Regions from separate parts of the Mus musculus genome. Here region 1 is linked to region 2. The links are chromatin loops, found by intact Hi-C in ENCODE. Cell type or tissue: heart. All regions are shown on one strand.

Region 1 (8,000 bases), 140 kb before region 2:
TGAGTGGAGCCAGATAATATGGCTGCTCAGGTCATGCCCTAAGACCAACTCTCCAGAGAAACAAAGTGCACTGAAGAAGGGTATCTCTGAGAGCCCCCAAGAATCCATCTCAACATCTGACAGAAGAGAAAAGAGGGGCTTTCTACTAGCTGTGAGAACAGAAGGCTTTCTCCTGTCGGGAAATTGCACTGTGTGATCCACTGGCAGTTTGAGGTAGCCATCCAGGTCCATCCTGGAGACATTTCCAGGTCATAGAAGAATTCACCATTAAGTAAGCTGTCACCACAGCCCACAGTTAACGTGTATACCATACTGCTTAGTCTCAGCCGATGAAGATAGAGCCTCTTGTGATGTGTGTACCAGATTGCTGGTCTGGAAGGCTGCCCTAGTTAAAAAACAAAACTAAAAAAAAAAAAAGAAAGAAAGAAAGAAAGAAAGAAAGAAAGAAAGAAAAAAATCCTCTCAGAAGAGGAGGCCTGGAGAGGCAAGGGCAAGGCTCATATGCCAGCCGAGATCTTAATAAATGTGGAATTTCAGACTGTATGAGGAAAGGCTGTAGGAGGGGTAAAGTCATCTTGGTTCACAATTCCAGAGAGTTCAGTCCTGGTTGCTTAGTTTCAAGTGTTTGGGTAGAACACCATGTCAATGGAAACATGTGGCAAAGGAGATTCTTCATCTCCCAGAAGACAACATGTAGAGAAAGAGAAACCAGTTAAGTCTGGAATAACCTTCAAGATCCCAGTGACCTATTTCTAACCAGGTCAACCTCCTGAGTGTTTCACAAAATCCTAAAATAACACCATAATCTGTGGACCAAGCTTCCAATACACAAGCCTCTGTGTGACGCGTTATATTCAAACCATCCCATATTCCTTTAAAGATCAGGTCCAGAAGAGCTAGAGGAAAGGACAGTAGCTTGCAGAGATGGAGCCAGAGAAACCCAACTGTTTGTTGAGAATATATAGCTAGTGTGCTCTATGCCTCTGGTCAAGGTTCCTCTCGGATCTACTTGAAATCCTGATGCAGTGGGCTCTTCCTGTCCTACCAAGAGCTTCAGTTATCAAGCACTGGTCAGTGCTGACATCCAGTGGTCACAGAGAGTTATCTACTTGAAGCTTTGCATCTCTCTTCCAGAATGTGCAGCTGTTCATGTAAGAAAGCAGTGGTGAGTGAGAGTCACTAATGCTGTTCCCTTTGCAGAATTTGCACACCTGCCACCCAAGGCCAGAAAGCCCAGGATTGTGCCCTGCCAGTTTACAAGGTATCTACAGTTATATGGATGCTGCCCTTAGATTCTCAGGAACACATGGGGCCACTGCTTTCAAGTGAGTGAGCTTGCAAATAAACACACCAGCTATGTGGCCCTTCTAAAAGTCACACTCAGTGTAGATGTAGAAACCTTGATTCAGGATCTGAGGCCACAGCTATGTCAATCAAATCACTTAACTCTTCATTGTCTGGGACAGAGCTGATGCACCTGCACCACCAGCTTCAGGGAATGCCAAATGAGAATGCACAAAACATGCATCGTAAAGAGTGAAATGCAGCTGGGCGTGGTGGCGCACGCCTTTAATCCCATCACTCGGGAGGCAGAGGCAGGTGGATTTCTGAGTTCGAGGCCAGCCTGGTCTACAAAGTGAGCTCCAGGACAGCCAGGGCTATACAGAGAAACCCTGTCTCGAAAAAGCAAAAAAAAAAAAAAAAAAAAAAAGAGTGAAATGCTGAACAGTGGGGCTGCTGGGATGAGGGTGCAGGGATGAGAGTGCAGGGATGAGGTTAAGGGGATGAAGGTGTGGGTGCAGGGATGAGGATGCTGGGATGAGGGCATTGGGATAAGGGTGCAGGGATGAGGTTAAGGGGATGAAGGTGTGGGTGCAGGGATGAGGATGCTGGGATGAGGGCCCTAGTTGTTAGGGCTGGACAAAATGGAGCTTGCAAAGAGATACTTAGAAATTCTGTGACTCCTGGGGCTTGGCGAGATGACACATCAGGTTTCTAGGATTATATTTATGGACACCAGGAGCCCCACATTTTATAGGACTGTCCCCATTTCAAGTACACAGACCACTCACTCTGTCCTGGTTTTCTTTCTTTGTTGGGACTCTCTCAGTTCAAGGTTTTCTAAATTGTATGATGTCCTGCTGTCCCATAGATACATTTATTGCTTAGAACAAACCTTGTCTGTCCTGATAATAACAAGATCCTCAAGCAGAACTGGCATGTGGTGACCACTCAGCAAATACTTATTAAATGGCATTGAACAGAATCAGATGATTGAAGAGCTGTCAGTCAGTGTGATCTGCTTTCCCTCTGCAACAGTCATAGCACTTGAATTTAAAACTTTGTTTCCAATAAGTCCATGTGTTGGGCATTAGTATCCCCCCCCCCCCATTTCATAGGTGAGAAGATAAACCCTCAGACAGGCTCAGTGGTTTACCTGACACCTTGTAATTAGAAAGGGACAAAACCAGGACTCCTAGCCAAGTGCTCCTCTATCCCCAACCCAGCCTACACTCCTCCATGTAAGCCCCATTACTCTGCCACCCCAGCTTAGTGCTCCCCAAGCCAGCACAAGAATGCCAAAGTCAGATGAAGGGCAGAAGGGCAAAGGCTGCAACTTGGAAGTCTTCAGAACAAAGTGGCTATGAAATGGCCCAAAGTTGTTCTTGAACACATTTGTTTCAGTGTGATCTAAATACAAAGTATCTGAACCCATTGCAACGACGTTGCCTTCCCCAGCAAAGGTCTTTTGTTCTCCCTTTCTTTACTTTTTTTTTTAAGATTTATTTATTTTTATTTATTGGTACACTATAGCTGTCTCCAGACACATCAGGAGAGGGCATTGGATCCCATTACAGATGGTTATGAATCACCATGTGGTTGCTGGGAATTGAACTCAGGACCTCTAGAATTGCAGTCAGTGCTCTTAACCTCTGAGCCATCTCTCCAGCCCACAAAGGTCTTTCTTAAGGAACAGGTGGAGGCAGGCAGGTTGACGGCAATAGTGCCTGGTCTGCCAGGTGCTTAGAAAAGGTTTGTTTCTCAGAGTCAGCACGGTATGGTTTGGTTGTTGCTGTTTAATGTATATGGGAGTTTCACCTGCCTTTGTGCCTAGTACCTATGGAAAAGGAAAAAAGAGGACATTGGATCCCCTGGAACTGCAGTCACAGATGGTTGTGAGTTCATTTGGGTACCAGGAATCTAACCTGGATGCTCTGGAAAGGGCAGCCAATGGCTCTTAAACACTGAGTCATATCTCCATCCTCTGTGGTCGGATCTTAAGTCCCCATTTCAAAAGTTCATGTGATGAAAGCTGGGGGTGATACTGGAGATGGAATAAGATGAGTCACTGGGGTATGCCCCGGGAGCATTGGGAACCCAGTTCTCTGTGTCCAGCCTGTCCTTTCCAGCCACCACAGTATGAATAGCTTTAGTCTACCATGCACTCTTCACTATGATTCTGCCTCCTTCAAGCCCAAAACAATGGGGTCAAGGGACCAAAGACTGAAGCCTCTGCAACCCTGAGCCAAGGCTAACTTTCAGTTGTTGGGGGGGGGGGGGTGTCACAGCAGTGGAAAGCTTGCTAACATAGCACACTTTGATCTGAAGTAACACAAATGCAATTTAAACAAGCTCAGACGAAAGCTGTCTCACCCAAACTTGGGAATTTGATGGGCAGCTGGGCTGTGGAAGGAATGGGACAAAGGACCCTATTGCCTCTGCCTGGAGATTCCACTCCAGCCCAGTATCCAAGCCAAAGCTCCTACCTCATCCCTTTCTCCTCTTACCTCCAGACAGCTCCAACCTGGAACCTCAGTAGGGAAGAACTCTAGCTGGTTCAGTTCTGGTCAGGTGCCCACTCACAAGCTAGTCTGCAGCATTAATGTCGCATGAGTGTATGGAGTCTTATATCCCTGCCTAGTTTCTGCTCCTGCATGTCTGCACCTCCCCAGAGAGAGGACTGGTGTTGTAATTTAACTATCAGAATCCTTGCCTGTCTGGATGCCATGCTGCCTCTTAATTACTTTCATAATTCTAAGAGGTTCTTACTCTTCGTAAATGAATAACAACAAACCCTCCTGAGCTCTCAGCATTGTGTGGTGAAGTAGAAATGGACCAACCAGCCTCCCACACTCCTGCTATCTCCTACTCAACTCTTTTCCAAATGACAGCTTCTCTACCGTTCCAAAGCTGACCTAGAGGTGAGCCTACCTCTGTTCTCCTTGCACCCAGACATTTGGACAAGTGAATAATGTTGGCAGGTTGGTTGCATAGTGGCCTGCAAGAGGAAATATCAGGACTACAAACACACCCTGAGTGAAGCCCAGTGGCACCAGGATGTCACCTTGTGAGACTAGAGCCTAACTGGGGCTTCTCTGTACTAGAAGGCGACCTTTCATGTGCCCAGCCCATCTCTCCTGCAGAGGTACTACTGTCCACTTCTCCAGGGAGAACTCTGTTCTCCTACAAACACACCACTTTCACTGGCTTGGGATGGACCTTTTGAAAGGTTTGGGTTCCACCTTTATTTCTGCCTTTTGCTGTGGGGAAGAGTCAGGGATGATGCTAAGGAAGCAGTAACTCCTTCCTACCAACAGGGGCAGCATACATAAGTTCCTGCTGGGTCTTTAACTGGAAACAAATGAAACCAATTGTTCTCCAGGACCGTCTTGAGACTCCAGAAGACTGAAACTCAGATTGGTGTGTCTGCAATGGGATATCAAGGTCAGAAGTTGATCTATCACTCATCACTCCTAAGAGTTGTCCATTTCCCATGTACCTCACATTGGGCATTGCTCTGTCTCTGTGTGTGTTCATAGCACTGAAATGGGTCAGAAATAGATGCTAGAGCTGGAGAGATGGCTCAGAGTCTGGCTGCTCTTCTGGAGGACCTGCACTTCAATCTCAGAACCCACACGGCAACTAAAAACTGTATGTAACTCCAGTTCCAAGAGATTGAACACCCTCTTCTGTCCTCTTTAGACAGCAGACATTCATGTGGTATGTAGACAAGCATGCAAACAGAACAACCACACGTATAAAAGTAAATTTAAAAGTTTTAAAGTAGATGCTGGTGGCAGATGAGCAGCGTTTACTTGCTATTCCAAGGGGCAAACAGAGCAGGGTGTGAGGATGTCACCAGAGAAGGGTTCCCTAGAGCCAGGACAGGGAGGGAATGAGAGAGTTAGGGCTTATAGCAACTACCCAAAGGGAAGGGAAATTCTGTACAAACATGGAATGTTCCAGAAAACCCCATCTTAACACAGGCTGCAAAGTCAAAGGCAAATTCATGATGACTCTGGTTGTCTCCTGAGGATTTTATACCTGTGGATCTGTGACAGGGCAAGACAGTGTGGAGGCTCCTCCATCTTATGCTATTGCTGAAGCCATTTCAGGTTTAACTAGAACTTGTTCTCCTTGATGGAGAAACCCATGAAAAATTACCCAACTCTAGGAACCCGAAGTTCCTAGATGCTACAGCTAACTTACCTTAGCTTCTGTTAAACTGCTTGCTTGCACAAAAACAACCCCTGCAGCTGCCAAGAGAGATACCAAGAATGTAGTATTTGTCTTCAAAAACCCTTTATCCTACCTAAACACTCAGCTTGGGATCCCGAATATCTGAGTGTAGTCCTAGCTGGATGGAAGACAAACTTTCAGTTAGGTATAACTGAGTGGTCATCTCTGGTTGGCTCCCTATAGCAGATCTCTTTGCACAGAAATGTGGGGACCTGAAAGATCCAGAGTTTGTGAGCCACACAAGTGATGTGGCACAGGCAGCCTAGACTACCCTCTTTCCCTCAAAGCATCTGTCAAGCCCCATCGATCCCCAGCTTGCTCAGTCCCAGCTTCCTTACCACAGTAAGGCTATGGCAAAAGTAAAAGATGTGAGACCCAGGGTGGCAAATCACCGGAGCATCCAGAGAATAATATTAAGCCTGGCTCTGTTAGAGCTGCTGGCAGACCAGGCCAAGATTAGAAAGAAAGAACTCCTTGGGACCAGAGGACACCGTGCCTCCTCTAGGGAATCACACAGGGCCACAGCGAGGACACCTGCACAAAACCCCTCCGTGGGGAAAGTCTGGTGTGGTTGAAAATCATGGAGAGCTGCCTAGACACTTCCTCCTTCTTGAGAGCCATGAAACCACAGAAGAATCAGGCCCCAAAACAGAAGCCTCGTGCTCTGCCTCCACTCCTCTCTTTAGCGACAGGCAGCTCTCCTGATTAATTCCTGGGTGTCTGTCATTGTCTCGGCCCTGCAGTCAATCTCCAGGTGTGTTGAGAGACATTCTATTTCCTTAGAATCACTTGCCTAGGCCTGTAGACTCTGCAATCCTATTAGCAGGATTTGTTTTCACTGTGTTTGTGAAATGAAATGCAATATAAAGGCCACTCTCCAGTTTTCTCAGTCCCTGTGTCTATGGATGCCATCATGCTATGGGGTATCGTGAGTCCTTTCTGAGGGACCAGAGACACCTTCTGTCTTTTTGGTGTTAGGCGGGCCTAGGTGGGCCAAGGAGGATGCATTGCTGGCTCTTCTACCAGGGACAGGTAAGTCCATCTTGCCTTTACTGAAGGCAAAATCCTAGTGGCTACAAGGGAGAGGGCTGTGAGGCCAAAGTAGGGACATCTTGCAGCTGAGTCACAGTCAAGACACTAGGAGATTTGGAATGGTAAGAGACACAGTTCTGCCTCTACCTGGTGACCTTGAGAAGTGATTCAGACATTGTTTGAATTTCATGTTTGTCATTTGTGAAGTTGGGGGACAGTTCCTGCCTTGTGTTGGGAGCAATGGGATACAATGAAATCTTGTGTCTTTAGGGCTAGAGCCTCAACCATCTTCCTCTTTACCCCTACCCCAGTGTCCCCTCTCCCACATGGATTAGTCCCCACAGTCCTCTCTTTGTGGAAGAGAGGACATGAATACACATGGGTACAGCTGCATGCATGTGGAGGTCAGAGGACAACCCAGTGGCCTTCTTAAGGTGTCCACTTAGTTCCTTAAGACAAGACCTCCAATTGACCTGAATCTTGCTGCCCAGGCTAGCTCCAGGGAATCTGTCTGTCCCTCCTTCCCCAGTTCCAGGATTACACATCTCACCACACTGCCCCCTCTTAAACTGAACATGAGTTCTAGGCACCAAGCTCAGGTCCTTGTGCTTACAAAGCAAGCACTTTGAGGGCTGAGCCATCCGCCTACCCCGACACCCAGCCTGAGGCCCTCCCGTTTAGCTCTTTGTTTAGAAAGAAAAACTGCTAACCTTGGAGTAGCCAAAAGACCCATCATGCTGAACAGAAAAGTTATTTCTAAGTATCTAGAGAATTTTATATTTTACTGAAAATCCATTCCCTTCCAAACAACCTTGTCCAGTGCTGTTTTAGCAACGAGCCACTGTCCTCTGGGACAGGTATAAGGTTGATTTGTGAGTACACTTAAGTCTTTGAGTTATCTAGCAGCTACATGGCCCTTACAATTCATGAGACAAGAGAACCATAGTCAGTCGGGATTGACGAATCTTGAAAGTTAATGGTTCCCGGAGAGGTCTATGCTAAGGAGGCTGGGCTTCCGAGGAGAAATCCACTCTTTTTTTTTTTTTTTTTTCTTTCTGTCTTCCCCAGAAGCAGCCCAGTTGGAGGTTTTACTTTCCTCTTCTTTTGTTCAAACATAGGACTTCTGTATTATTAGAACTCATCTGCAAATATGATCTGAAATATTAACTGAGTCTGCCATATCTGAGTGCAGATGCATTGTCTCAGCAGGCTTCTGAAGTCTAGATCAAGCTGAAAGCAAAGCACCCGGCAGTCTTCAGAAAACTGCTCTGCAGATCTCCATCTGTTTGACCACTGAGAATTGAAGGTGGCCTTTCTTCTGTTGTAGAAAGGCAATCCGGAAGCATCAGGCAGCCTTCATCCCAAACGTTTGACTGAACACTCCAAGGGGTGCAGCAGAGAGCACCCACAAGGAGACAAAGGGAAAAAAAGGTCAGACTAAATGGGGT
Region 2 (8,000 bases):
GATGGCTCAAACCCTGTCCTAGATGCTGGAATGTAGCTCGGTGGCGAGAGGGTAGGCTGAGCATTCCAGATGCCCTGGTTCAATCCCCAGCACCTTCTAATACAGGGTTATTAGAAGCACACAAGCCTGTAATCTCAGCCACTCTAGAGGCAGAAGCTGGAGGGAGGGTCAGGGCTCTACAGTGTCTTCCTCAGCCTCAGCCAGCTAAGGGCCCGCCTGGGCCGCATTAGACTGTCTCAAAACAACTTAAAAAACTGTAGTTATCACAGTGTCACAATGCACAGATCCTGGGGGCCCCTGCTGGAAAGCAGTCTCCACTGCAGCCACTCATGGTTTCAGAGTCCTGACAAGCTCAGCCTTGATAGATCTGGAGCACTGTTTCTCAACCTGTGGGTCACCACCCCTTTGGGGGTGGAAAGACTCTTTCACAGGGTAGCCTAAGATCATCAGAAAGCACAGATATTTTCATTACAATTTTTTTGTTTGTTTGTTGTTGTTGTTTTTTTGTTTGTTTGTTTGTTTGGTTGGTTGGTTTTTCGAGACTGGGTTTCTCAGTATAGCCCTGGATGTCCTGGAATTCACTTTGTAGACCAGGCTGGCCTCGAACTCAGAAATCCACCTGCCTCTGCCTCCCGAGTGCTGGGATTAAAGGCATGTACCACCATGCCCGGCGTTCATTACAATTTATAACTGTAGCAAAATTACAGTAATGAAGTAGCAACAAAAGTAATTTTAAGGTTGGGGGTCACCACAATATGAGGAACTGTGTTAAAGAGTATAGCATTAGGAAGGTTGAGAAGCACTGCTCTAGAGGAACACTGGGTCTTAGGAGAATGGCTGCCCTAGCACAGGTCTGTTTTGACTGGTCTCCTCTCAAAGGTTTCCTCACCCAGGACTTCCCCAGGCATAGAGTGGGTCCTTCCAACCCCAACCCTGGCTCAGCCTTCAGACCAGGAATAGAGGTCTATCTAGTTCTTGGAGGCTTCGTGTGTCTCATGATCAGGCTCATAATTAAGACCTATCTTGTGCTGTCTAATATCTATTAATTAGCATTTACTAAGCACATACTATGTGCTAGAAGTTGTGCCAGCTTTGGAGGACACAGTGGTGAGTGGATCAGTTACTCTATGCTATATACATACAGTCATCAGAACTGGCCACTAAACAAGTTGTAATTAGAACGGAGTCTAGGGAAATCCAACATCCAAGTCCACACGAGTGGGGTTTGGGACACTAATACACACTGTGCCTTGTGCAAGACAACTAGGAAGCAGAAACCTTGAGCTTTTAGTGTTATGGAGCTGACTGGTACCATCAGACGGAGGCTACCACAAGCCAAGGTCACTGATGCCTGCCAGAAAGCCAGCAGCCAGCTGGCTTGAAGATAGCTGTCATGCTCCTCGGGTCTGTCATCAACTCCCATGGCCATCCTGAGTTATTGTAGGGAATAGTGACTGCTAGTCTCTGAAACTAGGGTGTCTGAGTGCAGAGGGGCATACACAAACACTTGGAGTGCAGGGCCTTGGTTCCTTCAAAGAGCCAGAAGAGAAAAATCTTAGAGCCATGTTCAGAATGTTGGATGAGGGCTATTTCCATTCAGACTGAATAAACTGGGTCTTCAAAGAGAGAAGGATGCTCACCTCAAATAAACAAACATTTGAAGTTCAGACCAAACACTAAGGGGAAAGTGACAGCGTGAATTCAGAGGGTCCTGCCTGCACAAAGGCTGAGAGGGGGGACTCCCCTTGCTTTCCTATAATCAACACGCATGCACACATGCATGTACACACACGTGTATGGCTCCTTTTTGCAAACCAAGTGTTACAGGATAGCTGAACATATAAAAACAGAGCAAAGTGAAACAGGGATGGGAAAGGAACCCCTTCACACACAAAACCACAAAAGTCTGCAACAGTCTTACTGATACCTTTACAATTACTGTGATGAAACAATGTTGCCAAAAGCAAGGTGCACAGGAAACAATTTATTTGTGTTACACTTCCACGTCATGATCCATCACTGAGGAATGTCAAGGTAGAAACTCACACAGGGCAGGAACCTGGAGGCAGGAACTGATGCACAGGTCAGGAGGGGTGCTGCTTACTGGCTTGCTCATCATAGCTTGCTCAGCCTGCTTCCTTATAGAATCCAGCACCAGCAGCCCAGAGATGGCACCACCCACAAAGGGCTGGGTCCTCCTACATCAGTCACTAATTAAGAACATGACCTGCAGGTTTGTCTACAGCTTGACTTATAGGGGTATTCTCTCAGTTGGGGTTCCTTCTTTTCAGATGTCTGTAGCTTGTGCCAAGTTGACGTAAAACCTGCTAGCACACCAGGGAAACTAAGACATGGGGACACAGTCCTGACTGCAAGCCCTCAGTTGCCCTAGCATCTAATCCCTGTTCAATAAATCCGTGTTGACTCAGTGACATGCTGATTACTTTGCCTAGTTCTCTATGCTTTCCTACACATACTTTTTGAAGAGACCAACCTGGGCCTAGACCTCAGAAAGGCTCCTTAATGGCCTATGATTTTTAATATGTAGTACTTAAAAGGGTTTTATTCTGTGATCTAAATTGCAAGGCTCAAAGCAAGGCAGTTAAAGGAAGATGAAAAGAAGCCATAATTTGTATCCAAGATAGAGATGTTCTTTGTTGTCCTGCACCCACATCAGCTTCCGAGTTCTCATTGACTAGAGGTGAGTATCCATCACCATGGCAACAACCAAGGTACTCAGGCTACCCTACCCTAGATATGCCTGCAGCCTGCCTGGTTGGGTGTCCGAGTCCAGAGAGTTGATGGGAGACATAGTGGTCACAGTGGGTCCAGCATTGCTCCTAAGTCATGGCGCTTATCTCAGGGGCTCTGATTCCTTAAGAGAATAGGAGTTCGGGTCACTGTCCTGAAAGGCTGTGCCGTTTGTATATACTGGGCATCCCAAGCTCACTCTTTTAGGGTTCTGTTCCAGGGCCTGAGCTGTGAACTCTGGGTACCGAGTGAGTGAAAACCACCAGACTAACCACTTTGAAATGAACAGATACCAGATGCGCTTCGAGCCAGCCGCTTGGGAGTTTCATGAGAGAAACTAGAGCCAGGACCTCACATCAGAACACACATGACCCTCCAGAAACAGAAGAGATCCAAGGGAGACAGTTTAAGCTGCTGGCATGCAGGATCTGCACTCAGACAGAGAGACAAGAGGAACGTAGGGTCCAGAGGCGTTGTTGGGGATCCTGAGGGTGGAGCTTAGCATGCGGAGCGGGAGTGAGGGAGGTAGGAGGCTGTGTATCATCCATGCCATGAGGGCAGAATGGGGTGCATTGGTTCCGGGCTAAGGCAGAGGGGAAACGACAAGCAAACAAAGCTAATGTTAGAGAGCCACATGAGTGGGGAGCAAGTGTATCGGGTGCTACAGCGCCTCGCCTTGCTTATCCGAGCTGCCCAGGCTGTGGAGGCCCTGGATAGTCCTGGTAGCCTTTACTAAATTCGGACTCATACCTTGCAATCCCCCTTTCTTTCCCACTAGGACAGTGAAGGAGTGCTGTCTGGACCAGCTGCCTCACCCACTGGGATTACTGGGGGTCATGACTTTGAAGGGTACATATCCCACAAGCCAAGAGAGGACTTCTTTTCGAGTAGTTATTACATGCTGGGTCAACTGAGAACTTAAAATCAGGACTACATGTCTTTCAAGTCTGCGTGATGTTCTGGGTGGAAGAGCGGAAAGAGGTTGAGAGAGCCTCTTTTCCTTTAGTTGACTGCAAAATTTGAGGTCAAGGCCACTCCGAGGCTGCTCTTCTCCCACCTGAAGCTTTTTCAGGCACCTGAAGCAGCCAAGAGGCAGCAAAAGGCGAATGCGCCACCTGCTGGCCCTGGAGCGCAAGGTCGACACGGTCTGGCGCGCCACCTGGTGGCCATTTGAGATCTGGCATTCTGCTCCTAGTTTGGCCCAGCCAAGGTCCGACAAGGTTCCATGGTTAGCAGACTTGATAAAGCCAGCTCTGCAGTCTCTGGGATTCCTCCGGGACTGGATCTTTCGAGTTCTCACTATCTGTTTCCTCACCCTACCTCACTGGCTGTGCCATTTGAACGCATCTCTGGACTCACCCCAACTTAATCCTTTAGTTAAACAGTGTCAGGCTGCCAGACAGCTGAGCAGAGTGATGTCACAGCTTCTGGGCTAGTGTGGCTCCCACGCCATTGGTCCCAGTACAGGGGAAGCCAGGCGAAAGACACAGCAAGGTCTCCTACACTCCAGGGCCCAGGAACTTATGGGTGAGTTGAGACTCCTCATGGCTCCGACCGAGCAGTCTGAGAGAGACCCACTGAGCTCTCTGTATGTGGCAGACAGTGCAAAGCACACTGTGGTTTTACTCAGGTGGCTCCACGTTTAGACAGGGGACAGAGAACTAGAACCTCATTATATTCTGGTGACTGGATGTTGTGGGAATACGCAGGGGGCAAGAACACACACTTCTGGTAATCTGGGCCTTTGAGGAAACTACACAGAACTGAGCAGAGAGAGCAAGTCTTCAACCAAACCACAGGAGAAGGGACATGCTCTGAGAGAGCAGCCAATGGTCTGATCACCAACCCTGGCTGCAAAATTGCACCTATCAGAGATGCTTGAAAACACCCCCTGCCCAGACCAGTGGCCCCTGAGGGTGAGTGCTAAGGACTGAATGTGTCACCCAGAGTCAGGTTTTGAAACTAACTTCCAGTGGAGGCGAGGCTGTTGGAGGAGGTCAGAAGGGCAGAACACTCAGGACGGGATCAATGCCCCTATGAAACAAGGAAGCCACATGAGATCTCTGCATGTCCATCAACCAAGAGAGGGTATCCTCCAAGAACCTTACCATTCTGTTTGTAGACTTCATGCTCCAGACCCACGAGAGATGAATGTGTGACTAGGTCATTCAGGGGGCTGCTGTAGTGTGCAGCTGAACTGTCTCCCCACAGATTTGTGTGTCAAATGCTGGACCCACAGCTGATAGCTCTGTGCAGAGGTGACTGGATCCTAAGGCTCTGATTCCATCAATTAACCCATTGATGGGTTCATAGGTGAGTGTGTTTTAGTAGGTGATAAGTCCTGGTAGGAGACGTGAGTCACTGGGGGGAGGGGTGCCCTTGAAAGGAGTATCTTGTCCCTGATTCCTCTTCTCCCTCTTTCTCCTCTTCTCCCTCTTCCTCCCCTGTTTACCTCTTTCTGTCACATTATTCTGCTTCGTCACAATCCCAAAAACATGCAACCAAGAGACCACTAACTGTACCCTCTGAAACCATGACCCCAAGCAAACCTTTCCACCTTTTTGTCTTCTTAGGTACTTGTCATGGCAAAATAAAATATAAATACATAGTCTAGACTGATAAGACAGATAGTAGGGGTCAGGGCGCAACAGAAAGTGCTTGCAGCAAGAAGTGAAGCCATTGAGGAAAGGCTTGGCGTCGTGAATTCATATTCCTGAACCTGGAGAGGCTGTTTTCTGGAATACACACATAGAAATACATTGCTGCCTGTGGGTTGCATGACACAAGGGTAGGAAGTGAGGGGCAGGAAGACACACAGGTCCACATCTTCGGAGCCATGGAAAGTTTTGTTGCTAGCAGACTGGATAAGTGAACCAGCAAGGCAATTCGTCTATCTAATTTGCATAGTGTGCATTCCTGACAGCTTCCATGTCTGTTTTTGCCCCGAGAAGAACTTGGCAGGGCTGGGGTGTAGCTCGGTAGGTAAGGTGCCTGCCTAGCACACATGAAGCTCTGGGTTTGGTCCTCAGCGTGGAGTGAGCTAGGTGTAGTGGCAGACTCCCATGGCCCCAGCACTTTAGGAGGTAGAGGCAGAAGGTTCAAAAGTTCAGGGTCATTGTTGACTACGTGCCATATCCAAAGCTGCCATGGACTAGATGAGACCTTGTCTCAGAAATAACAGACAGCCAATGAGATGTCTCAGTGTGGGCCAAATTGATGGCCACCAAGCTTGACAGTCTAAGTTTGGTCACCAAAACCCACATGCTAGAAGAAGATGACCAACTTCACAGATTATCCTCTGCTACCTGCACCCCATACACACCCTGGCACATGTGCACATGCACACAGACAGACAGACAGATGGACGGACAGACATAGATGATAGATAACCAAGAAAGAAAGGTGGGAGTTACTGAGGAGTTCACACTACCTTTCATGAAGTCACTAATGCTCTGAGGATTCACTTGGTTCAGGTTTGCTTTGTGCCAATCTGGATAAATGCCCAGTGTTTGGTGGGTATCTGTAGAACCTCTAGGCAACCTCCTCCAGCCCCATGGCGAGCCCCTTGAAGGGCGAAGCTGTCAATGAATTTGGGTTTGCAGGGCTTTGCCACACCTTACCAGTATAAACAAAGCTTGAGGAATGCCAGATGGCAAAACCAGGAGCACTGGCCTGAAGGTTCACCCTGGGGCACTTTGTCTTTGCAATGGTTCTTGCTCACACCTTGTTGATTCCAGTGCCTGAGGTAGATCTTCAAGGGTTGGAGGAATTTAGAATTTAATCCTTGCAGGGAAGAGGGAGAAGGACCCAGAAGGAGAAACTGAAGACCCTCCTGAGAAGCCGCTTTTGGCAACGGCTGGAATCTAAGACAGAATAGTGAGCCCCTAAGGGCCAGCAGCTGCTTTCAAACTACCACCTCACAGCATTCCCCCTGTGGCTCCCCTCTGCAACACCAGCCACCACTCACCCAGGAACTAACTTTGCTAATTGCAGGACTCATGTTTCTAAGCTTGCAAGCTCAGGGAGACAAGATACAGCCGTGAGGTATTTCAAATAACCTTCAAATAAAAGAAACAATAATAAAATAAAGGATGTGTGTCCTTCCCCGACCTTGCCAACCAGATCTCCGTGTCATCTGTCACTGTCCTTTTCTTGGTCCTCAAAAGCTGCTTGGAGACAGATGTGAACAGGGTATGTTCTATAGGAGGGGACCCCAGAGAGCCTGATGGGGGGAGGGGCAGGGTGGATGAGGAGGAGCAGAGACTAGGGAGACTCTGAAATGAGTATGCTAATGATCACCTGAAGCTGGCTGCGAAGAGGGGAGATGGTATACAGCATAGCCCAGAGCTGTTGCATAGGAAAGGCAAGGCATTGTCATGGATGAAGGGTGCTCCCTCCGTGACATTTCTAGCTGGTCCAGCACAGACCCACACCTCACTGTCCAAAGACAGTCCACAGAGGAAGTAAGTTGCCAAGACACAGGTGGAATATCTACTCCACATCAGCCACTCGGGGGCAGCTCTTGAGTGTCTCTACCTGGGGTGAGGGGTGACCAATCCATCTCTGATGTGACAACAGTGTTACATCGAATTCACACAAGTGGCACCATCCACGGGCTAAGCAATGAGACAGGTGCTCTACTAGAATCCAGCCATGAAGACTTCTCCCAGGTAACAACTCTGCTTGGTGACGTCAGCAGCCCGGGGTAGGGCAGGTGTCAAGTGCATCCATGCAGTCATTCAGGGAAACAGGTTACCTAGATACACTTTGACTCATGGGGGGGGGGGGGGGGAAGCTGGGGCCACTTGGGAAGATTTTAACTTCCCTCAAAGTATAAATGCCAAAAACAAAGGTCTTTTTTTTCTTTTCTTCCTGTCACACACACAAAAAGCAGTGACATCACTAGTTCTTTCATATTCTTAAAATGGTGCCTTTCAGACAGACAGGGATGCTAATTCGACTGGGAACAATGGAGATGACCTTTCCTCTTGTCATGTGTAATGGCATGGCCAGGTTCCTGAGGGACCTTGACGCTGAATTTGGCCCTCAAGTAGGTTGTTTCCCCAAGCCTCGGTAGCTTGGATGGCAGATTACCAGGGCCCAGCTTCTAACCCTGTATAAAACCAAGGTGTGGGAAGCTTGTGGGGCTCACATCTGTAGGTCACGGAAATGCCGGAACCCTCTCCATTTACCAAGGTAGCGAAACTTCCCTTTGGCAAACAAACAGCATGAGGGTTTTGTAGGTGTGC

What was found. Hi-C counts contacts between places; a loop is a spot of excess contacts. Peaks named below come from ENCODE experiments on the same cell type or tissue, not always from the same donor. Only the 100,000 strongest peaks of a DNase experiment are listed, where the experiment ranks them.
Region 1: a loop joins it to region 2, with 4 times the contacts of the local background. A loop is called at or near these places in 14 of 42 quality-filtered maps.

The regions. Positions count from the first base shown.
Region 1 is chr19:59,373,269-59,381,268 of GRCm38, reverse strand. No RefSeq gene overlaps it. Among named protein-coding and RNA genes, the nearest start is that of Gm33756, 12 kb to the left of the region's middle. In heart, CTCF peaks have their summits at 1,086 (motif pointing left) and 4,585; no DNase peak of the experiment used is centred here; H3K27me3 peaks cover 1,367 bases.
Region 2 is chr19:59,235,549-59,243,548 of GRCm38, reverse strand. Kcnk18 (potassium channel, subfamily K, member 18) reads right to left here. Exons shown (of 3, transcript NM_207261.3): 3 at 6,179-8,000. The coding sequence ends at 7,940. Among named protein-coding and RNA genes, the nearest start is that of Kcnk18, 20 kb to the right of the region's middle. In heart, no CTCF peak of the experiment used is centred here; DNase peaks (open chromatin) are centred at 1,375 and 3,918; H3K27me3 peaks cover 2,637 bases.